Linked DNA regions of Homo sapiens: regions 1 and 2 are each linked to region 3. A link is a loop called in an ENCODE intact Hi-C map of the cell type or tissue named here. Cell type or tissue: GM12878. All regions are shown on one strand.

What was found. Peaks named below come from ENCODE experiments on the same cell type or tissue, not always from the same donor. Only the 100,000 strongest peaks of a DNase experiment are listed, where the experiment ranks them.
Region 1: it touches region 3 in a loop (3-fold over the local background); 47 of 110 quality-filtered maps call a loop at or near these places.
Region 2: a loop joins it to region 3, with 2.9 times the contacts of the local background. A loop is called at or near these places in 6 of 110 quality-filtered maps.

The regions. Positions count from the first base shown.
Region 1 is chr16:12,815,327-12,823,326 of GRCh38, reverse strand. No RefSeq gene overlaps it. Among named protein-coding and RNA genes, the nearest start is that of CPPED1, 15 kb to the right of the region's middle. RefSeq lists silencers at 3,713-3,792, 6,178-6,378. In GM12878, a CTCF peak has its summit at 3,786 (motif pointing right); a DNase peak (open chromatin) is centred at 3,846.
Region 2 is chr16:12,641,815-12,649,814 of GRCh38, reverse strand. No RefSeq gene overlaps it. Among named protein-coding and RNA genes, the nearest start is that of SNX29-AS3, 35 kb to the right of the region's middle. In GM12878, no CTCF peak of the experiment used is centred here; DNase peaks (open chromatin) are centred at 2,734, 3,114 and 5,578; H3K27ac peaks cover 285 bases.
Region 3 is chr16:12,570,256-12,578,255 of GRCh38, reverse strand. SNX29 (sorting nexin 29) reads right to left here. Exons shown (of 21, transcript NM_032167.5): 21 at 3,969-8,000. The region is part of intron 1 of SNX29-AS3 (SNX29 antisense RNA 3); the gene reads left to right. Among named protein-coding and RNA genes, the nearest start is that of SNX29-AS3, 37 kb to the left of the region's middle. In GM12878, a CTCF peak has its summit at 4,285 (motif pointing left); a DNase peak (open chromatin) is centred at 4,712; H3K27ac peaks cover 450 bases.

The DNA of each region.
Region 1 (8,000 bases), 250 kb before region 3:
TATACAATATTTCAAAAATATAAGCATCTAAGTGCCAATGATAGAAAAACATCAGAATTTTATTGGGCTTTCTCATCCTGATTTTGGTATTATTTCCATTACGAAGAAAGGGGCACTACGATTGCAGTTCTTGGGACTCTAAAAGCCTTGAGCCAGTGTTAGCTTCATGTAATTTTTAACATGGACTTGACCCAGGACATACTGTTTCCAAAGAACAGCTTCTTCTCATAAGGCAGGGACAAAACAGGAAAGCAAATCTCCTTGCTCTCTTGTTTTTGAATGTCTTTTGCTCTAATAATCTGTGTCAAGAACTGCATGGCTGAATGTCATACTGTGTTGTGCTTGCGGCTGTTGTGCACATTGTGATAGAGATGTTTACAACTGGATGGTGGGTTGTCACAGCACAGCACTGGGGACAGTGGCCAGCACTGCTCAGGAACACAGCTGAGGGCCGGGCGCAGTGGCTCTTGCCTGTAATCTCAACACTTTGGGAGGCCAAGGCAGGTGGATCACCTGAGGTCAGGAGTTTGACATCAGCCTGGCCAACATGGTGAAACCCTGTCTCTTCTAAAAATACAAAAATTAGCCAGACGTGGTGGTGAGTGCCTGTAATCCCAGCTAATCGGGAGGCGGGTCTTTCCCATGCTGTTCTCATGATAGTGAATAAGTTTCACCAGATCTGATGGTTTTAAAAATGGGAGTTTCCCTGCACAAGCTACCTCATTCTTCTCTTGTCTGCCGCCATGTGAGACATGGCTTTCACCTTCTGCAATAATTGCAAGGCCTCCCCAGCCATGTGGAACTGTAAAAACATTAAACCTCTTTCTTTTGTAAATTGCCCAGTTTCAGGTATGTCTTTATCAGCAGCATGAAAATGGACTAATACAGCCTCCTTGAGACTTCTCTTGTTTCCATTACCTAGCACGATTCCATCTAAACTCTTCTTTTCTGTGTCCTTTCATCCTTCTCATGTTCTTAACCTTAACCATCCTTAGCCATAGGTGAATATTCTCTGTCCTCAGTTCTCTGTTCTTCTTTTTTTTTCTTTTTTTTTTTTTTTTTACACTTACACCCATGATGTAGCTCAAGGGTTATATGGTTTGGCTCTGTGTCCTCACCCAAATCTCCCATCGAATTGTGATTTCCAGTGTTGGAGGAGGGACCTTGTGGGAGGTGATTGGATCATGGGGGCGGATTTCTCACTTGCTATTCTTGTGATAGTGAGTTCTCATGAGATCTGTTTATTCAAAAGTGTGTAGCACTTTCCCCTTCACCCTCTCGCTCTTCTGCTCTGCCACGGGAAGACGTGCCGGCTTCCCCTTTGCCTTCCGCCATGACTGTAAGTTCCCTGAGGCCTCCCCAACCATTCCTCCTGCACAGGCTGCAGAACTATGAGTCAATTAAACCACTTTTCTTCATAAAATTATCCAATCTCAGGTAGCTCTTTATAGTAGTGTGAAAATGGACTCATACAAAGATCTTACTATCATCTCTACTCATGTAATTTCCAAATCTGCACCACTAGCTCTGATTTCTCACTGGACTTGTATTTCCAGTGGATATAGAGGTGAACTATAGACACACTGAGCTGAAAGGAACTTTAGAGAGTGTTTAATCCAGAGACCTCAAACTGAATGGCTCAGGGGGCCAGGAAGGTAACATAAATATAAAGCAGGCTGGGTGTAGGTGGCAAATGGCAACTGATACTGGACCTCACCATCAGGAATACAATAGGGCATGGTGGGGGCTGTGGAAAAACAGGGGACCACATGTCCTATCTACAGGGATCAGCTTCTGCCAGTTTCTGGAGGCACAAGTCTGAGCTTTTGTGTATCATCTCCCAATTGTCAAATGTTGCTAGAAAATTAAAATGTAAAACCCTGTGTAGAATAAACAAACCATATCTGCTACCCATTTGCTCTTCTGATCTAACGCAGTGCCTCCATTATTTATTTATTTTTATTTTTTGAGATAGAGTCTCACTCTGTCACCCAGGCTGGAGTGCAGTGGTGCAATCTCAGCTCACTGCAACCTCCACCTCCCAGGTTTAAGCGATTCTCATGCCTCAGTCTCCCGAATAGCTGGGACTAATGGCATGCGCCACCACACCCAGCTAATTTTTGTATTTTTAGTAGAAACGGGCTTTCACTATGTTGGGCAGTTTGGTCTCAAACTACTGACCTCAAGTGATCCACCCACCTTGACCTCCCAATGTGCTGGGATTACCAGTGTGAGCCATCATGCCCAGCCAGTGCCCTCTTTTTTTAAAGATCAAGTGGCTTGGGCTCAGAAGGGTTATGTGATGGGTTCATTGTTCACATTTGGCAGAGCCATAACCAGAATTCGGCTTTTCTCACTTCAAAATCCCTCAAAATCTGCTTGTTCAAAAATTAAATCATGGGCCAGATGCAGTGGCTCATGCCTGTGATCCCAGCACTTTGGGAAGCCAAGGTGGAAAGATCGCTTGAGCCCAGGAGTCTGAAATCACCCTGGGCAACATAACAAGACTTCGTATCTACGGAAAATAATTAGCAGGTGTGGTGGCACCCACCTTAGTCTCAGCTACTTGGGAGGCTGAGGTGGGAGAATTGCTTGAGCCCAGGTGTTCAAAGCTGCAGTGAGCTGACATTGTGCCACTGGACTCCAGCCTGGATGACAGAGCAATACCCTGTCTCAAAAAATGAAGAAAAGAAAGGAAAAAAAGAAAACTAAATATTTTTCATTATTTCTTTATTTTATTTTATTTTATTATTATTTTTTTGATACATAGTCTTGCTCTGTCACCCAGGCTAGAGTGCAGTGGAGTGACCTTGGCTCATTGCAACCTCCGCCTCCCAGGTTCAAGCAATTCTCCTGCCTCAGCCTCCTGAGTAGCTGGGATTATAGGCGCACACCACCACACCCGGCTAATTTTTGTATTTTTAGTAGAAATGGGGTTTCTCCATGTTGGCCAGACTGGTCTCAAACTCCTGACCTCAGGTGATCCACCTGCTTTGGCCTCCCAAAATGCTAGGACTACAGGCATAAGCCATGGCGCCCAGACTCTTTTTCTTTCTTTCTCTTCTTTTTTTTAAGATAAAATTGACTTTTCCCAGTATCCCATTTCTAAGAGCAGAATCATTTTTTCTCGATTTTCTCAGGCTAGAAACCCAAGCCTGTGATTTCTGTCTTGCTGTCTTTCTCATTGCATCCCTCCCTTCATTTCTTCTTCATTCCGACTTCCAGACCCTTACATTTAGCCACTTCAGGGCTCAGTTGCTCTCCTCATGCTCAGTTCCTTTCAACCACAACCATGGTTTGTCTGTCTTAAAACAGCTCCTCTACCTAGCTGATACGGTTTTGCTGTGTCCCCACCCAAATCTCATTTTGAATTGGAACAGTCCCCACGTGTCAAGGGCAGGGAGAGGTGGAGATAATTGAATCATAGAGGCGGTTTCCCCCATAGTGTTCTCGTGGTAGTGAATAAGTCTCATGAGATCTGATGGTTTTATAAATGGGAGTTCCCCCGCACACGCTCTCTTGCCCGCCACCACGTAAGATATCCCTTTGCTCTTCCTTTGCCTTCCACCATGATTGTGAGGCCTCCCCAGCCATGTGGAACTGTGAGTCCATTAAACCTCTTCCCTTTGTAAATTACCCAGTCTTGGGTATGTCTTTATTAGCCGCATGAAAATGGACTAATACACTAGTACTCAAGGTTCTCCACCATCTGGCCCCATTAACCACCCAGGGATGTATTCTCTTCCCTTCCCTCCTCGCACAGTCTGTTACCCACTCTCACCTCCAGGGGGCGCGCAAGACCCTCCTCCCTTTCCGCCAGTTGACTTTGTTGACCAAAGATCGCAATTGAGCCACATTAAGGGGATGAAGGCAGAGCACAAGATCAGAAGTAAATTCTGATTCCTCCCCCTCTTGAAAGCATCCTGGCCAGTTTCATCTATTTCATACAGGTTAAATAATGTATTTAACATTTAATATAAATTAACTTATTTTAATTAATATAAATTAATTTAATTAATAAATTAATTATTGATGTAAATTAATGTTTAATGCTGATAATAATAACAGTTACTTTTTTTATGAGACAGAGTCTCGCTCTGTTGCCCAGGTTGGAGTGCAGTGGCGCGATCTTAGCTCACTGCAGCCTCCCTCTCCAGGGTTCAAGCAATTCTCCTGCATCAGCCTCCCTAGCAGCAGCTGGGATTACAGGAACGCACCACCATGCCTGGCTAATTTTTGTATTTTTTGTTGAGACAGGGTTTCACCATGTTGGCCAGGCTGGTCTCAAACTCCTGACCTCAAGTGATCTGCCTGCCTCCACCTCCCAAAGTGCTGGGATTGCAGGCGTGAGCCACTGTGCCTGGCCCAGGTACCATTTTTGAGAGCTAACCACGTGCAGGTCAATGTGTGTTTTCCTGCAGTTTCTTATTTCATTTCCCCCAAAACTCTATGAAGTATTTCATTTTGAAGATGAAGACACTGTGGTTGAGAAAGACTAGGGGACTTATTCAAGGTTATATGGCCAGTGGTGGGGCTGAGATGCTACCCAGTTCTGTGGCCTCCAAGCTCTCAATCTACGTGTGATGCCTTCCCACAGCCCTGGTGGTGGGACCCACGTCTAACTTCTTTGCATCCTTCACGCTGCCTCAGATTTCTCATCCATCAAATGGCAACAATAACAATCTGTATTAGTTTCCCATGGCTGCCATTATACAGTACCACAAACTGGGTGACTTAAGATAGCAGAAATAGACTCACTCTCATATCTGGAGGCCAGGAGTCTGTGATCAAGGTATTGGTGGTGCCATACTTCCTCTAAAGGCTCCAGGGGAGAATCCTTCCTTGTCTTGCCTCTTCCTAGTTTCTGGTGTTTTGTTTTGTTTTGTTTTGTTTTGTTTTTGAGATGGGAGTTTCACTCTTGTTGCCCAGGCTGGATTGCAGTGGTGTAATCTCGGCTCATTGCAACCTCTGCCTCCCCGGTTCAAGCAATTCTCCTGCCTCAGCCTCTCAAGTAGCTGGGTCTACAGGCTTGTACCACCATGCCCAGCTAATTTTGTATTTTTAGTAGAGACAGGGCTTTTCCATGTTGGTCAGCCTGGTCTTGGACTCCTGACCTCAGGTGATCCACCCACCTCAGCCTCCCAAAGTGCTGCGATTAAAGGTGTGAGCCACGACGCCCAACCAGTTTTGTTTTTTTAATGGTCTTGCTCTGTTGTCTAGGCTAGAGTGCAGTGGTGTGATCTCAGCTCACTGCTACCTCTGCCTCCTAAGCTCAAGCAATTCTCCCGCCTCAGCCTCCTGAGTAGCTAGGACCACAAGTGCACACCATCACACTCAGGTAATTTTTAAAATTTTATTGCAGAGACAGGTTCTCGTTATGTTGCCCAGGCTGCAATTCTCCCACCACAGCTTCCCAAAGTGCTGGGATTACAGGCGTGAGCCGTCATGCTGGGCCCTAGATTCTGGTGTTTTCTGTTATCCTTGATATTCCTTGTCTTATAGATGCATCCTAGCCACACACTCTAATCTCTGTGGTTGTCTTCACATTGCTTTCTCTGTGTGTCCTCTTCTCTTCTTAAAAGACATCAGCCCAGGCACGGTGGCTCATGCCTGTAATCCCAGCACTTTGGGAGGCCTAGGCAAGAGGATCACTTGAGCCGAGGAGTTAAAGACCAGCTGGGCAACATGACATCCAATCAGAAACTCCCAGAGTGAAGTCTTAGGACGAATATGCTTGAAAAGCTCCCCAGGAAATTGTAATGTGCAGCCAGGATTAAGAACCACTAATTGAGACTAATATGCTCAGAGTCTGAAGAGAGAAAATCCAGAATCCTGATGTTGGAGTGCCTCTAGCTACAGACCTTATTTCTCCAGAATATTATATCCTCAATTAAAAAAAAAAAAAAAAAAAAAACAGGCTAGGCCAAGCCTGGTGGCTCACGTCTGTAATCCCAGCACTTTGGGAGGCCGAGGTGGGTGGATCACTTGAGGTCTGGAGTTTGAGACCAGCCTGGCCAAAATGGCAAAACCCCATCTCTACTAAAAATACAAAAAAAAAAAAAAGAAAGAAAATTAGCTAAGCATGGTGGCAGGTGCCTGTAATCCCAGCTACTCGGAAGGCTGAGGCAGGGAGAACTGCTTGAACCCAGGAGGTAGAGGTTGCAGCGAGCTGAGATTACACCATTGAGATTACACTCCAGCCTGAGTGACAGAGCAAGACTCCATCTCAAACAAACAAACAAAATCTAAAAAAAAACAAGCTAGTGCTTTGGGAAGATAAAAACCAGCAAGACTTGACAGATTCAGACATGTGTTCCTTTTCTTAGGAAACAAGAGAAGGAACACTCTATAATTTTTTTGTTGTTGTTTGTTTTTTTAAGATGGAATTTCACTCTTGTTGCCCAGGCTGGAGTGCAATGATGCAATCTCGGCTCACTGCAACCACTTCCTCCTGGGTTCAAGCAATTCTCCAGCCTCAGCCTCCTGAGTAGCTGAGATTACAAGCACCTGCCACCACGCCTGGCTAATTTTTGTATTTTTAGTAAGGAAGGAATTTCACCATGTTGGCCAGGCTGGTCTCCTGACCTCAAGTGATCTACCCACCTCAGCCTCCCAAAGTGCTGGGATTACAGGCATGAGCCACCGTGCCTGGCCAAAAATTTTTTTTAGAAGATATCAGTCATTGGATTTAGGGCCCACTCCAATCCAGTATGAGTATTAACTTGATTACATCTGCAAAGACCTGTCTTACAATTAAGATCAAATTCACAGGTTCTAGATGGACATGAATTTTCTGAAGACACTCTTCAATCATTCAATCCTATGCATAAAATTTCAAGACTGTGGTGAAGCTTAAATAGGACTCTGTATGAAAAGGTATGTATCCCAGTGCCCAGTGACTCAGCAGTGTATTGCATTTGTCTCCTCACACCAGCAGCAATAGGCTGTATTGTTCACTTGCCATTCACTTGACTCAGGTGCTTGGCTTATTTTATTTTATTCTTTTTTTTTTTTTTTTTTTTTTTGAGACAGAGTCTTACTCTATCACCCAGGCTGGAGTGCAGTGGCATGATCTCAGCTTACTGGAAGCTCCACCTCCCAGGTTCAAGTGAGTCTCCTGCTTTAGCCTCCCAAATACCTGGGATTACAGGTATGCGCCACCACGCCTGGCTAATTTTTTTTTTTTTTTTTTTTTTTTGTATTTTTAGTAGAGACAGGGCTTCAGCATATTGTCCAGGTTAATCTCGAACTCCTGACCTCAAGTGATCCACCCGCCTCGGCCTCCCAAAGTGCTGGGATTACAGGCATGAGCCACTGCGCCCAGCCAGTTGGCTTATTTTAGAGTGTGGACAAGCAGTTCTTCACCCTAGCTTCATATTAGGATCACCTGGGACATTGAAAGAGCAATGCTGAGGTCTCATCCAAAACTCATCCAATCAGAAATTCCCAGGGTGAAGTCTTGGAACGAATATGCTTCAAAAGCTCCCCAAGCGGTTCTAATGTGCAGCCCGGGTTGAGAACCACTAATTGAGACTAATATGTTCAGAGTCCCAAGAGAGAAAATCCAGAATCCTGTTGTTGGAGTGCCTCTGCGTACAGACCTTATAGTCCAGAATATTAAATGCTCAATAAAAAACCAAGCTAGTGCTTTGGGAAGATAAAAACCAGTAAGAGCTGACAGATTCAGACATGTGTTCCTTCTCTTAGGAAACAAAGCACAGTTATGATGTTAGCAAACACAGGATTTGGTTTCAATCAAACAGTGCCCAGCAGGGGGAAGATAGAGAAAGAAAATGAAACGCAGAAAGGGTTGCATGTATCAACAGTGTTTTCCGACAAAACTGGTGGCTTTCAATTTTGCCCTGGCCCCCAGTGACAAAAATGTCATCCTGAGAGGGCCAGAACAGACTACAGTTACTTTGCAAGAATATATGACAAACAGCAAGGCAAGAGGTGGGGGTTGAAGTATGTAAAATTCTGTTGTTGTTATTCATTGTAAA
Region 2 (8,000 bases), 72 kb before region 3:
ATGCCAGGGGTGTCACAGAGGGCCACAGAACCCAAGTCAAACCAAGGATGTGTATCCCAGGCTTCTCGTTGGATGTATTAGCAGAAGATCTCTTTCCACTGGAGTTCGCTGGAAGGGGTGGTGCATGTTTGGAACTGGTGGGGGATCCCACCTAGAAGAGAGCTTACCAAGGAATGTAGCCATCATAGAAGAAACTAGGGAAGAGAAACAGGGAGAAGAGAGAATAAGAAGAAAGAAGCAAGGGACCAGAATGAACCCCTGGGTCTAGCCATACCTGAAGCTAGTCAGTGCCTGGCTGCCAATAACTTTCTTTCTTTGCTTCAGTCAGTTTTCTGTTGTTTGCAAACCAAAAGAGGCCTGATTGCTACAACATTCCACAATGTTGATCTCAAGTCCCATTTCTTGTCCATTCTACCTCTGCAACTGACTCCCATAAGCCAGAGCTAGAGGCTGGGGAGGGGGTTTTAGGCTTGACAAGGGAGTATGTTTTTTGTTTGTTTTTTTTTTTTGAGACAGAGTCTTACTCTGTCGCCCAGACTGGAGTGCAGTGGTACAATCTCGTCTGACTACAGCATCCGCCTCCCAGGTTCAAGTGATTCTCGTGTCTCAGCCTCCCAAGTAGCTGGGATTACAGGCATGTGCCACCACACCCAGCTAATTTTTGTATATTTAGTAGAGACAGGGGTTCATCATATTGGTCGGGCTGGTCTCGAACCCCCGATCTCAGGTGATCCCCCTTGGCTCTTGGCTGGCTGCAATTCCTTACTGGCCAGAGGTCTTTGTTTCTTACCTGCATCTCTTCATAGGCTGCCTTGAATGTCCTCATGACCCCATGACATGGGGATTGGCTTCCCCCAAAGTTAGTGATCCAGGGGAGAGAGAATCCTCAAGATGGAAGTCGTCGTGTTTTAAAACTTAATCTTGAGAGTGACATACCATCACCTCTGCCATATGCAACTGGTCACAGAAACCAAGGCTGGTACAATGTGGGAAGGGATCACACCTTACAGGGTGTAACAGCAGGAGGTGGAGAACATTGGGTGCCATCTTAGAGGCTGGTCCCACAGTCAGGGAGAAAGACAGTAATCAAACATCACACTAACACATATGTCATTGCAAACTGAGCTATGTGCTCTCAAAATACAGCCCATGGTCCTGTGAGAGCATAAAACAAGGGGTCCAACTTAGACGTAGGTGGAAACCAGAGATGAAATTTTGACATCGCCTCTAAGGGATGAGTTGATGAGAGCGGAGGAAAGGAAAAAGGGCATCCTAGGCCATTGGTTCACAACCTTGGTTGCTCATTGGAGTCATCTGGGGAAATTTAAAGAGTACTGTTGGCCAGGCATGGTGGCTCACGCCTGTAATCCCAGCACTTTGGGAGGCTGAGGTGGGTGAATCACCTGAGGTCAGGAGTTCAAGACCAGCCTGGCCAAGATGCTGAAACCCCGTCTCTACTAAAAATACAAAAACTAGCTGGGTATGGTGGCACATGCCTGTAATCCCAGCTACTTGGGAGGCTGAGGCAGGAGAATCACTTGAACCCGGGAGGCGGAGGTTGCGGTGAGTCGAGATTGCACCATTGCACTCCAGCCTGGGCAACAAGAGCGAAACTCCATTTCAAAAAAAAAAAAAATACTGTTGCCCACACTGCCCCTCCAAAGACTCTGATCCAAATGGTCTGGGGTAAAGCCTGGGCATTAGGATTTTTTTAAGCTCCCAAGGCGATTCCAATATGCAACCATGTTAGAAAACAGCTGTTCTAGGATAGGGGACCACCGGCAGAAATGTCTGTTACCAGAGGGAGACTAACATGCTTGAGGAACTGAGGGCCAGGAGGGCTGGAGGGTAGAGAGTGCAGGAGAGTGACGTAGAGTGGGGACGAGAGGTGGGCAGATGGTGGACCTGATGATTCGCCTCAGAGGACATGTTAGGGAGGCTGGGCTTGGAGGGTACAAGGACGATGGGGGAGTGACATGATCCAATGGGCATTTCCAAAAGATGCCTCTAGCTCAGGTTCATGAACAGATTGGAGGGGAGCCCAAGGGTGGGGGTACCATTCTGGAGTGATAGAACCTTGGTCCCAATGGTGACAGGTGATGAGGACTTGGACTAAGGCAGTGACAGCAGGTGACAGCAATATGGTGGGCAGAGTCAAGAGTTCTATGTTGGCTGGGTGCAGTGGTTTATGCCTGTAATCCCAGCACTTTGGGAGGCTGCGGCGGACAGATCACAAGGTCAGGAGTTCGAACCAGCCTGGCCAACGTGGTGAAACCCCGTCTCTACTAAAAATACAAAAATTAGCCAGGAGTGGTGGCACGCACCTGTAGTCCCCAGCTATTGGGGAGGCTAAGGCAGAAGAATTAGTTGAACCTGGGAGGCGGAGGTTGCAGTGAGCCAAGATCATGCCACTGCACTCCAGCCTGGGGGACAGAGTGAGACTCTGTCTCAAAAAAAAAAAAAAAAAAAAAAAAAATTCAATGTTACCAATTCTTATGATCCAATCAAAACCTTTGATTTGACAGATGGGAAAGTGAGGTCAGAGAGATGACAGGGCTCATTCTAGATAATTCCATAATAGGATAAAGCAGAAGGAAAGAGAAACCAACTTGGCCCTAACAACCTGTGGTTTAAATGATAAACAAGACCAGAGGAGAAGAGAAAAGGAAATGAGGATGAGAGCATCAAGCAAAGATAAAAGAAGACACATCCAACGCACACACATACACACATGCTCGCATGCTCACAAATGAGAAGACCAAAAGGTCAGTGGCAAGTTGAAAAATAGATGGTGTAATTATAAAGCTGTCTGAAATGCCAGCCAGGGTCAGCCCTGTGACCCGTCCTTCCGTGCCTGGCAGGGACACTGGGGGAGGGCTGGGGAAAGCTGCCAACCTGCTTGACATTCAGCTTCTATGGCGGTGGGTGGAGGGAGCGTTCCATGCCATGCCTTGCCTCTGTTCTCCATGGCAGAATCTGGGACTTTCTCTCCAAGATAGCCGAAGCCTGTTGACAGCCTGTCCCAACTCTGTAGTCACGTGGAGAAAGGTTATTTCCAGCACCCCACTTTTAGCCACACATTAAACAGATGGGGTCCTTCCTTTTCCGTTGGTAATGATCCCCTGCCTCTAAAGAGGTGACTTTTTAGTGTCTTTCTTGAGAAAAGGAAATGGTGACTCACATCTCACCAGCCTGAAATAATTAGCTTCAGGCAAATGCATGTAGATATGGGTAAATACTTTAAAGTGAAGCCTTCTAATCAGTAGTCTCTACGTTTATCAGGAAACAAGCAGATGGTGTGAGGTTTTCTAAAAAACACAGAAATCAGAAACAAATAGTTCCATGACATCCTGGGTTAGACAGATCATTAATTGGGTACTAAATTCTACCGAAGGCTTAGGGAAGAATATATCATTCTGAAATGTTAGAGCTAGAAGGACCCTCTAAGAAAACGTAGTCTAGGGATGGCCAATAAATGACACTCTCACCATCACATTCCCCCTCATACCCACACCAGGCATTAATAATCTGTCACAGAACTACTGACCGCTGAGTCCTCCTAAAGACAGTATTCCAGGCATGCATTATCAATCACGGTTATCACCCAAGATCTGCATTGTCTTTATATAGTAAAATAAAATTTTAAAATTCAGTGCCTCAGTTACACTAGCCACCTTTCAAGTACTCAATAGCCACATGTGGCTATTGGATAGCACAGAATAGAACATTTCAATCATTGCAGAAAGTCCAGCTGGACAGCCCTAGAACCATATTTCCCAAATGGCAGTCATGTTTAATATATCATCTTCACACTTTTTGCCACATTGACTTGTTTTATTTATTTATTTATTTATTTATTTATTTATTTATTTTTATTTTTGAGACAGAGTCTCGCTCTGTTGCCAGGCTGGAGTGCAGTGGTGCAATCTCAGGTCACTACAACCTCCACCTCTCAGGCTCAAGAGATTCTCGTGCCCCACCCTCCCGAGTAGCTGGGATTACAGGCACGCGCCACCACACCCAGCTAATTTTTGTATTTTTAGTAGAGACGGGCTTTCACCATGTTGGCCAGGATGGTCTCAGATTCCTGACCTCAAGTGATCCGCCTGCCTTGGCCTCCCAAAATGCTGGGATTACAGGTGTGAGCCACCGCACCCGGCCACACATTGACTCTTTTTTACAAAAAAATTATCTAATAAGTAAATGTTTAAAATTATCAAAGGAAATGGAAAGCTAGTTTACTTTTTTGTTGTTGTTTTTTTTTTGAGACCGAATCTCACTCTATCACCCAGGCTGGAGTGCAGTGACACGATCTTGGCTCACTACAACATCTGCCTCCTGGGTTCAAGTAATTCTCATGCCTCAGCTTTCTAAGAAGCTGGGATTACAGGTGTGTGCCACCACACCTGGCTAATTTTTGTATTTTTAGTAGAGATGGGGTTTCATCATGTTGCCCAGGTTGGTCTCAAAGTCCTGACCTCAATGATCCACCCACCTCGGCCTCCCAAAGTGCTGGGATTACAGGCATGAGCCACCACCCCCAGCTAAGCCTTTCTTATTGATTTTAAAGTACCATGAGTTGCACACTCTCATGATTAGCACGGATTGGAACAACCATGAGAGGAAGAGGAGTTTGCTCAAGGTCAATAAACAAGAATGGTGAGAGGAAGGGGGATGGCATGTACACACACACAAACACACATACACACACACACATGCTCGCAGAGGCATTGCAAACAATGGCTATCGGGTCGGTTCAGGTCTAGACTTCTCCAAATTAGATAATGTCTGAGCCTCAGTTCCTTCATCTGTAAAATGGGGAAGGGTGGAACAATCTTGAAGGATCCCTGGAAGTCAGATTTCTCAACCTCAGCAATGTCAACACTTTGGGCTGTATCATTCCTTGCTCTAGGGGCTGTCCCATGAGCTGTAGGATCTTACCCTGGCCTCTATTCACTGGATGCCAGTAGCACTACCCCTCCCCTGGTTGTGACAACCAAAAATGTTTCCAAACATTGCCCAGTGTCCACTGAGGGGCAAATTCACCCCTGGTTGAGAACCACTGCTGAAAGGATGAGAGATGATGTAAGTAAAATAGTTCACGGTGCCTTGTACATAGTAAGTGTTCAATTAATCATCACTGTTGTTGTTGTTATCTGTATTCATATTTTCATTTGGAGCAGGGTCTATTGTCCCCACTTTACAGGTAAGGAAACAAAGCCAGAGCCAGGCTTTGAGCAGAGTTCTGAGTGTTTCCAGCATCTACCTTCCCACCGCACTTGAGGCAGCCCTGCCTAAGCTTGCATAATCTGGACTCCACTGTATACCCCACATCAGCTCCGAAGGACCCAGGTGGTCAGAAAAGAGGTTTTCTGCATTTGAACCGGTTTTCTGCACTTCCATCCAGCCAGTGCATCAGACCAGGCTGATGCAGAGAGCCTCCCTGGAGCTCTCAAGAAATTTCTCAGCAATGCCAGTGTTTGTCCCCCATCTTGAGGCTGACGATGATGCCAAGAAAAGCACAGCTTCTGACCCACAGGAGATGACGTACTGAAGTTTTCAAATTGCTTTATTGCCTTCAACTGCAATGAACTTATCTGACCTCTCAGTGCCCGTGAACAACGTCCCTCTTTCGATGAGCTCATTGGGGGCCAGGATGGTGACTTCCACAGTCAGGGCAGGGCACCGGGGCTGCACTGTGAGGCTGCCTCTTCTGTGTTGATGTTGACTTCCTGAGCTTTATTTGCTCATCCCACGAAATCCACATTGCAACACCCGGTCATATTCCCCCCCTCCACACTCATCCCTCTTCACTTGGTTTTGGACCTATTGCTCTACACTGATATTTTTGCCACAAGAAGCTCTTTGAGCAAAACAGGGCTAGTCTTTAAGTCAGGATGAGAAACACCATTCACTCCCTGCCGTCTTAGCAATTCACAATGCACAGTAGTTCACTAAAGGACCTAAGATGTTCCACAGTAAGGTAATTCATCTGACTGGGTTGTTTTGTTTTGTTTTGTCTTTTTGTTTTTGTTTTTTGAGACAGTCTTACTCTGTTGCCCAGGCTAGAGTGCAGTGGCGTGATCACAGCTCACCAAAGCCTCAACATCCTGGGCTCAGGGGTCCTCCTGCCTCAGCCTCCCAAGTAGCTGGGACTACAGGTGTGCGCCGCCACCTGCCTGGCTATTTTTTTGTATTTCTTGTAGACACGGGGTTTCACCATGTTGCCCAGGCTGGTCTCAAACTCCTGGGCTCAAGCAATCCTGCCGTCTCAGCCTTCTAAAGGGCTGGGATTACAGGTGTAAGCCACCACACCCAGCCCCCATCTAACTGTTTTAAAAACAACTTTTCCTAAGTCGATTTCATCACAAACTCTTTTCCACCATGGTGGCACAGATTGGCTAGCAGTTCATTCAATCCACTTCCTTATTCCAGACACCCCGATAGACAGTCTCCCTTGCAGTTCAATGCAGCCACACGATAGAGTTCTAGCAAGTGGGACAGGAGATGAAGTGACAGGCACCTCTTCCAGGCCTGCCTCGTACACACACCCCATACAGTGCTTCACTCGCTTTCCCTGTCTGCCAGCTGAGTAGAGTGGACCCATGGGAATGAGGAAGTCAGAGCCACAGATGGAAAGAGCTTGAACCCTCGAAGCACCGTGTGGAAGGCTGACTGCCACACACTTGCATGGAACTGTAATGTGTGCCATTGATATGGTGGGATGTTTTATTACTGCAGCTGCCATTACTCGTCCTGACTACTTGCGATGAACTGTTTGTTCCCCCCAGCCCAAATTCATATATTAAAGCCCTAACCCCAATGTGGCTATATTTGGAGATGGAGCCTCTAAGAAAGTAATTAAGATTAATTGAGGTCAAAAGGGTGGGGCCCTGATCTGATAGGATTTGTGTCCTTATAAGAAGAGACACCAGGTTGGGCTTGGTGGCTCACACCTGAAATCCAAGCACTTTGGGAGGCTGAGGTGGGCAGATCAAGAGGTCAGGAGTTTGAGACCAGCCTGGCCAGCATGGCAAAACCCCATCTCTACTAAAAATACAAAAATGAGCCAGGTGTGATAGCAGGTGCCTGTAATCCCAAGCTACTCAGGAAGCTGAGGCAGGAGAATTGCTTGAACCCAGGAGGTGGAGGCTGCAGTGAGCTGAGATCATGCCACTGCACTACAGCCTGGGCAACAGCAAGATTCCATCTCAAAAAAAAAAAAAAAGAGAGAGAAGTGATGACACCAGGTTGGGCTTGGTGGCTCATGCCTGAAATCCAAGCACTTTGGGAGGCCAAGGCAGGAGGATCTTTTGAGGCCAAAAGTTCCAGACCAGTCTGGGCAGCACAGCAAGATCTCATCTCTACAAAAGAAGAAAAAAAATTAATTAACTGGACATGGTGGCATGCACCTGTAGTCCTAGCTACTCTGGAGCTTGAGGCAGGAGGATCACTTGAGCCCAGGAGGTTGAGGCTGCAGTGAACTATGGTTGTATCACAATCTTGGTGCAACAGATTGCACCAATCTGCTGCTCCAGCCGGGGCAACAGAGCAATACTCTGTGTCTAAAAAGATTTTTAAAAAGCAGAGACACCAGAGTGTCTGCTCACTCTCTTTGTCTGCACGTGCACCAAGGAAAGTCCAGGAGAGGACATAGCAAGAAAGCAGCCATCTGCAAGCCAGGAAGAGATTAAGTCACAGAAAGTGAATTGGCCAGCACCTTGACCTTGGACTTCCAGCCTCCAGAACTGCAAGAAAAAAAAAATCTGCTGCGTAAGCCACTTAGTCTACGATGTTGTGTCATGGCGGTCTGAGCAACAAATGCATTACTACAACATGTGACACACAAAAAAATCAGTGTGATCAGTGTTTTCCAGCTCACACTGTGAGAATGTGTGCCTTACACAAATAGTTCCCTTCAAAGTGAACATTCAGTGGTATTTGGACAGGCCCCACAGGTAAATGTTCACCGAGATCCACACGGTGTCCAAAATGTAGCT
Region 3 (8,000 bases):
CTCCTCCTGGGGCCTCTGAGGGCGGGTGCCCCGTGCCCCTCTCCTGGCCTGTCATGGTTGCCGGCACTCCTGGACGCACCTTGGGTTGTAGCTGCCACACGCCAGTCCCTGCCTGTCTTCACAAGCTGTTTTCCCTCTGTCCAGATTTCCCCCTCCTGGCAGGGACACCAGTCACTGGATTGGCACTCACTCAAATACAGTGTGACCTCATCTTGATGACATTTGCAAAGACCCTCTGTGTCCAAGTAAGGCCACACTCAGGTTCTAGGCAGGCATGAGTTTTGGGGGACACTGTTCAACCCCCTGCCCCTTGTAAGGTCATACATTCACAGGTTTCGGGGATTTGGGTGTGGGTGTCTTTGGGGCCATTGTTGGGTCTGTCACAGATGGCATGTCACAGATGTATGCAGACTCTAGGAGGAACACTCCGTGTGGAGAATCCAGGCTGCCTCGGCCTGTCAGTCAGTCATCAAGGTTCTCAGAGGTCCCGCTTCACACACAATGATGCCTCAATTACCCATCACTTACATGCATGTCGGAAAGAATCCTCAGAATCCTCAGCTATAGATGGTGGGGCATTAGCGCAGGCTTTGAGGCCACTCTCAGGGCAAGTTTCTATGACAGCCCCCCACATCCCTGCCCCTTCATAGCAGATTTTAGGGTTCGGTTTTGTTTTGAGACGGGCTTGCTTTGTTGCTCAGGCTAGAATACAGTGGTGTGATCACAGCTCATGGCAGCCTCTGCCTCCTAGGCTCAAGCGATCCTCCCATCTGTCTCCTGAGGAGCTGAGACACAGGCATATGCAACCACACCTGGCGTGTGTGTGTGTGTGTGTGTGTGTGTGTGTGTGTGTACATGTGGTTGTGTTTTTTTGTAGAGATGGAATTGTTACTGTGTTGACTAGGCTGGTCAAAATTCCTGGGCTCAACTGATCCAACCCATCTTGGCCTCTAAAAGTGTTGGGATTGCAGGTGTGAGCCACTGCACCCAGCCAATACTTTTTAAAGCACTGTCTGCCACGGCAGAGGTCACCAGGAGCAGAGCAGGGCAGGAGTCCTACGGAGGATTGTGGTCGAGTGACTGATCCAAACCAATGTTAAAGGTCGCAGTGGTTGCTGCGTGGAGAGGAGCCTGAATGGCAGTGTGATGGCACGGGGGGTGACTGGGGAGGACAGTGTGGCACCCACATCATGAGAGGCAATGGCAGCTTTGACCATGGTGGTGGTGAGGCGTGGAGGGTGCTGGAAGCAGTCGGATCTAGATCTATTTCAGGGGTGGAACCAAGGGCAGTAGTGCACCTTACCTGTCTTGCTCACTGCCGTGTGCCCGGCAACTGGTATACAGTAGGTGCTTGTTTCTTAAGGAAGTGAATAAATAGGAACCTGGTCAATTACGAGGTAGGGGACAGGAAGAGGCAAGGACTGGTGGCCTCCACAGCTGCTGAGATGGAACCTCTACTTCCTGAGCTGGGGAGTCACGGGTAGGAGCACTTTTGGGGCAGAAAACAAAAGATGCCTTTTAGTTTGGTTTGAGATGCTCATGAAGTGATGCAAATGGAGTGTTGGTTAGGCAGTCAGAGATGAGGCTGACATAGGTTTGGGAGTTGGGTCCACAGAGCTCTGTTGCCCAATACGGGAAGACACCAGTCATACAGGACACTGAGTCCTTGAGATGCAGTTCGTCTGAGCAGAGCTGTGCAGTGCATAAAATAACACACCAGTTTGGCAGACTTAGTACCCAAAAATGGAAAATAAATCAGTAAGATTCAAAAGGATTGCGTGTTGAAATGGCAATGTCTTGGATGTATTGGGTTAAATGAAATAAACTATTACAATTATCACCTGCGTTTTAAAAATATTTTTAATGGGGCTACTAGAATTTGTTTTTGTGAAACAGGATCTCACTCTGTTGCCCAGGCTGGAATGTAGTGCTATGATCACTGCTCACTGCAGACTTGAACTCCTGGGCTCAAGCGATCTACCTGTCCTGGCCTCCTGAGTAGCTGGGAAGACAGGAGCATGCTACCATATGTGGCTAATTAAAAAAAAAAAAAAAAAAAAAAAAAAAACTGGGCCGGGCACGGTGGCTCACTGCTGTAATCCCAGCACTTTGCGAGGCCGAGATGGGTGGATCACGAGGTTTAGGAAATCCAGACCATCCTGGCTAACATGGTGAAACCCCATCTCTACTTTAAAAAAAAAAAAAAAAATTAGCCAGGCATGGAGGCATTTGCCTGTAGGTCCCAGCTACCTGGGAGGCTGAGGCAGGAGAATGGCGTGAACCCAGAAGGCAGAGGTTGCAGTGAGCTGAGATTGGTGCCACTGTACTCCAGCCTGGGCGACAGAGCAAGACTCCGTCTCAAAAAAAAAAAAAAAAATAAAAAAAATAAAAACAAAAACAAAAAAAACAAAAAAACCTTGTTAGAGACAGGGTTTTGCTATGCTGCCCAGGCTGGTCTTGAATACCTGGCCTCAAGCTGTCCTCCTGTTTCGGCCTCCCAAAGTGCTGGGATTACAGGCCTGAGCCATTGCACCTGGCTGAAAATTTTAAATGGCATACATGGCTCACATGGTATTTCTGCTGGACAGCGCTGATGGAGGTGGCATTGGGAGGGTCACTTAGGATGGTGCAGGACAGGAGCAGCAGCCTGAAGACTGCCTTGACGTCCCTCTGCATTCCCCTAAGTGCGGCCTCCTGACTTAATGCCCATGGCAACGCAGCTGTGGGGTGCCTGGCATAGTGCCCACATCACCCCCACCCCCAGACAGAAATGGTTACGCATCGCCTCCATCTGTGACAGCCCACAGCAGCCTTTGCGCAGCCGGGCTTTAAGAGCCACCTGCAACAATGCCCTTCATGCGGCCCTGGTGGGAACTGACTTTATGCCTGGATTCTCATCCCAGGAGCCTTTCTTTTCTCTGTTACCATAACTGGGTTAAAAATGTTGCCTATTTTGTTGCAGGGTCTGAGTACTTAAGCCAGTGTAAATTATTTGGGAGGTGTGGGGGCAGTGCAGAGTTTCTTTTCATCCTTTAGGTCTCAGCTTAAAAGTCACTTTAGCCAGCCAGGTGTGGTGGCTCACACATGTAATCCCAGCACTTTTGGAAGCTGAGGTGGGTGGATCACTTGAGGTCTGAGTTCGAGACAAGCCTGACCAACATGGAAAAACCCTGTCTCTACTAAAACATAAAACTTTAGCCAGGAGTGCTGGCCCATGCATGTAATCCCAGCTACGCAGGAGGCTTGAGGCAGGAGAATTGCTTGAACCCGGGAGGCGGAGGTTGTGGTGAGCGGAGATGGCACCTTTGCACTCCAGCCTGGGCAACAAGAGTAAAAAACTGTCTCCAAAAAAAAAAGCCACTTTAGCCAAGAGGACCCCTTGGCCTTAGCCCCATGGCTCTCCACTGGCCCCCCTCCCCCCAGGGGACCTCTGGCCATGTCTGGACATCTGTCTGTTACAACTAAAGGGGTGCCCCTGGCCTCTAACAGGTGGAGGCATCCTACAATGTACGGGACGGCCCCCCACAACAGAATCATCCAGTCCCCAATGACAGCAGTGCCTAGGCTGTTGAACGTAGATTCTTGGTTGGGACCAAGAATTTCTAATTCCTGTCACTCTTGCAATATTTACTGTGGTCTGAAATTATCCGGATGGTTGACTTCTTAAAAATCTGTCTGCTTCATGTCCAGTGCGACTCCAACAGTACACCTTACCTGTCTTACTGCTGTATGCCAAGCACCTGGTATACAGTAGCCGCCTAATAATTGTTTCTTCTAGAAGTGAATACATAGGTACCTGTAATGAGGAGTGTTTTCTGTATGAAATTTTAATGCTGCATTGCCAGTTTATCCAAATCTGCCTAATTAACTCAAAATGAGATTCTGCTCCATTTCAATTCAGTTGATCCACGTGTATTAAGTTCACCTCAATCTCCAGTTGTTGAAAAAGAACTGAGACAGAGACCATCCACTGAAGTATCTAATTTATAAAATGTCACAATTTGTGTCATTGTAAAGAGGTTGATCTCAACCAGGTTGTAACAAAATTTCCACAGCTTATTCCAAAAGAAAATTTTAATACAAGAGATCTTAAAAAATTAAACACATTTGTTTAAAAATCCTATTATGTAAACCTTAACATAAGAGGGTAGTTAAGATAATACTACAGGTTTCAGGGCGTTTCCACAGACTTCTAGACCTTATGTACACACAGACTATCAGACTCTAGATATGTGGCCTGCTTACCCTTAAGGGGGTGCACTGGGAGCCGATCATGGGCGCCCCCTAGTGGGGTTACCATCGCTCCTCCATTCAAAAAAGACTCGCTTCTCTAAGAAGTCGGTGTCAGGTGAGTAAGCGTTCTACCTGACGGCTAAGCCAGGGATGAAGAGAGGCCAACATTCTTCTTAGGATGAGTCCTGGATAATAAAAATTCCAATTAGCTCTACCCCCATCCCCTTCACTCCGGGAAATTAATGGTCTCTGGGGTCACTGAGCGTTTAGTAGCTCTGGGTGCAAATGTACGATCCACCATTCCGTGTGCTACTGTCCTCAGTCCCAATTTTTGCAAGGGCATCCTCTGTCTTACCTACACTGACAGTGAATGAGTGGTGGTTCCCCTTGCCGTTCATGGAGACCAGCGGCAGAGCTGAGAAAATTTGAGGGGAAGTGGGGGAAGCCTGGGTGAGTGGTTTTCCGGTTAGGATGGGAAAACACTTACGCACCAGTAAGAACTAAATCCCTGGGCCTCTTAAACCACCAGTGAATCTAGAATCTTCCGCCAGCAGCGCTGCTCCTTAATGTCATAGGCTCAACTATCTTATTAAGGAAGCCAGATTTCTTTTTCACTTCTCTATAGAAACTAGCTATAAGGAAGGATACGCAACTTGGTTGCTGGGATTTAGAAGTAACTGTCTACTCCATGACATAATTCAGAGTACCCAAATCGGGCCCATAAGATGGCAATGGCTCATGGCTAGAGTGAGGAATACCAGAGATGACTGATCGAGGTACATTTCAACAACCATGGGATGAACTGCGGGATCCGGTCTGCCTAGAGCCGGGAGACCCTGGATGGCTACACCCTTACTTCTATTGACCAAGGAGCTGAAGCTTTATTTTGGAAACAAGATCAAGATTGTGTATTAGAAAAACATAAAGATGAACTTTCTTGGCACAGAAATGAGATAAAATATACAGTGCTACAACTGCAGAATTAGCACGGACGCCAATCTAAAAACAGCAAATATTTAACAGTAGCTTTAATGAATTAATGCACAATATTTTGAAAAATCTTTGACCTTGCTCATAAGCAGATGCCTGCCTTGAAGAAACACTCCAAGTCTGCCGTGATTCCGAGCGAAATGCCAAGGCAGAGTCAAGACAATCATTACCTTTAGGGCTGAAACCTGGGCATGAGGCTGCCCCTTCTGGGATGCCTCCTAACCAGTCTGATGTACTGGGGAAGGAGGAGTGAGGTGGGGTCTTCCTCGGGTCCCAGAAGCTGAAAACCCAGCCCTTCCTTTGCCATCAGTTCTGTGCCAAGGCTGGAAGATGCTGCTGGAGTGCAGGGCTTCCCCCGTGTGGGTGCTGCAGCTCACACAGGAGCTTGGTGGAGGAATGAAGGATGGATTCTGGGGGTAGCCGGAGGGGAGGGGGCTCACTGGGAGCCCAGAGAACATGGCTGGACCTCCCTGTGAGGAGCCAGATGGTGTCGCAGCCCCCTGTGGGGGCTTGAGCACGTGGAGCAGGAAGGCCGAGGCCTGGAACCCCAAGAACTGGTCCTCAGGGTTGGCAAAATGTACCATGCAGAACCAAGAGAGGCAGCCACTGCCGGCCTGGGCCACAGAGCCCTGCCTCAGGCTGTTGGGATATAAGCCGCCTCCAGAAGGCAGAGCCTGCTGTCCATCAACCAGGCAGGCTGGTGGGCTTCACTCCTGTTTCCAACCTGGATTGTGATCACTGGCCCCAGTACTTGTTAGTTGCATCAGCTACAGCCATGGTATCAATCCACCTGGTGTAAACGACTTTCAGGAGCCTCTGGTTTTTAAAGCACAATACTACCTGCCATGGTTCTAAGAAATTACATGGTTATCAAAATTGATCTTAATAAGCTCCAAAGTATGAAGCAGGGCCAAGGGCTGTGATCAGACCCAGTCCACATCCCTCCCCTTCCTCTTCCTAGATCTTGCAAGATGGTTCCCTTGTTTACAACTCCACTGGATGATCCCTTTTATAGCCAGCAGCTCCCTAGATGCAACTGGTGACTGGATGTGAAGATGGCTACCACCATAGACTGTAAGAGCCTCTTCCCTGAAAGTGTCTTCCTTCACCAGGGCCTGCCAGTAGAGAAATGCAGGGGGCTTTGAACCTCAGCTCCAAACTCTAAAATGCCTTGCCAGCAACGTGATTGGAGCATACTGCTAAGTGGGAATCAAAGAAGCTGGAATTTCACACTGATTGCAGGAAGAGTGGCGGAGAAGGTTCTGTCTCAGATCAGGAGTGGATGGTTGGGCTAGGTTTCTAGCAGCCTTTAAGCTCCCTCCCTTAGAAGCTTTTGTTGTCTCTCAAGGAGAGACACCTCTGCCCAGCCCTACCGTTCCTGAGTCGTCTTTCATCTGGGGGAGAAAAAAAGATGTGAAAGATGGAACCTGCTGTTCTGTTTCAGCACAGCAGGCCATGAAGACAGAAGGATTCGGTGTGGATTCTTCCTCCCAGCAAAGGGTGGTCCCAGGAATCCAAGGCCCTTGAGAGGTGGGCCACCCTCGTTCCTCTCTGAGTAGGGGAGGGGGCTTCTGTTCTCAGATGTTGTTTGAAAATCTCCGAGTAATCTTAGAAGAAGACAGATGTGAGGTGCAAGCAATCCTTTCCTCAGGGGTGTCTTCGCCACTCATGGATAAGGTCGTGGCTTAGCCCTCAGAATTGAATCCAGGCTGACAGGCAGTTGACACATTTCCAGGGTGTGGAATTTGGGCACCAGGTTTCAGCCACAATTCTGCTAGGCCTGGGTGTTTCTGCTCCATAACTCCAGGAACTGGGAACCCTGCCAGTTGTTTGTTGCCTGAAGTTCATCCCACCACACTAGAGAGCAGGACGGGATTCTTCTGAGCAGCAAGATGGACCCAATCATTGCAGAACATTCTATGGGATTCCAAAGGGAAGGCTTCGGGGAGTTGCTGTCATGTGCGGGCCACCAGCATTTTTAGAGTGAGAATGAGAGGAGATGGTCTGGATCTGCGAGATGACTCGACTCTACGGTCTGTGCATGATCATGGGGGAGGTACCAGGAGCAGGCAGCTGGGGATGGTCCCCATGTGGCTCCCAGGAACATGCTCTCATTTTGGAGAGCAGACCAGGTTTTTTGTGAATAATTCAGTATTATAAAAGTAGGAGGCAGTTTCTCCCACCAGTTCAATACCAGCTGAGAGCATACTTGTTTCTCACGGGTTAGTATCTCTCAGCAATGGGGGACTGTTGCATTATTATCATGTGCAGAATGTCCAAGGTGCTTCCTCGTGGGGTATCTGGAGAGAGACCAATTCACATCCTGTGCTTTGGGGGCAGGTGTCAGAAAAGGTGCAGGTCATAAGCCTGGGCCCAAGGGAATGTCACAGATGGGGGAGGTTCCTTTATCCAACAGAGAACAGGGAGATGACCTCCAGGGTAGCTACCCAGGCCAGGGAGGCACTCCTGAGACAGTCTCTGAGCTGGCATCAAACACCTACTTCAAAATGACCGATGTGGCATAAACCCAACCTAAGGGGTCATGACATACAGCAGATTGAGCTTTTAGACGTTTCCTGCCTCAGTCCATTAGGGCTCTCTATTTAGAGTTGCCAGTCATGTGAGCTGATGTGCACTCTGGCCTTGGAATTTCAGATAAACCATGTGTATTGCAGCAATGTTGGCAGGTGAGTGGGAGGGAGACCAAGTTGCCTTTACAGGATGTCTCGGGTCCTCCACACTCGCAAACTGACTGCAGGGTCCGCACCTCCATACAT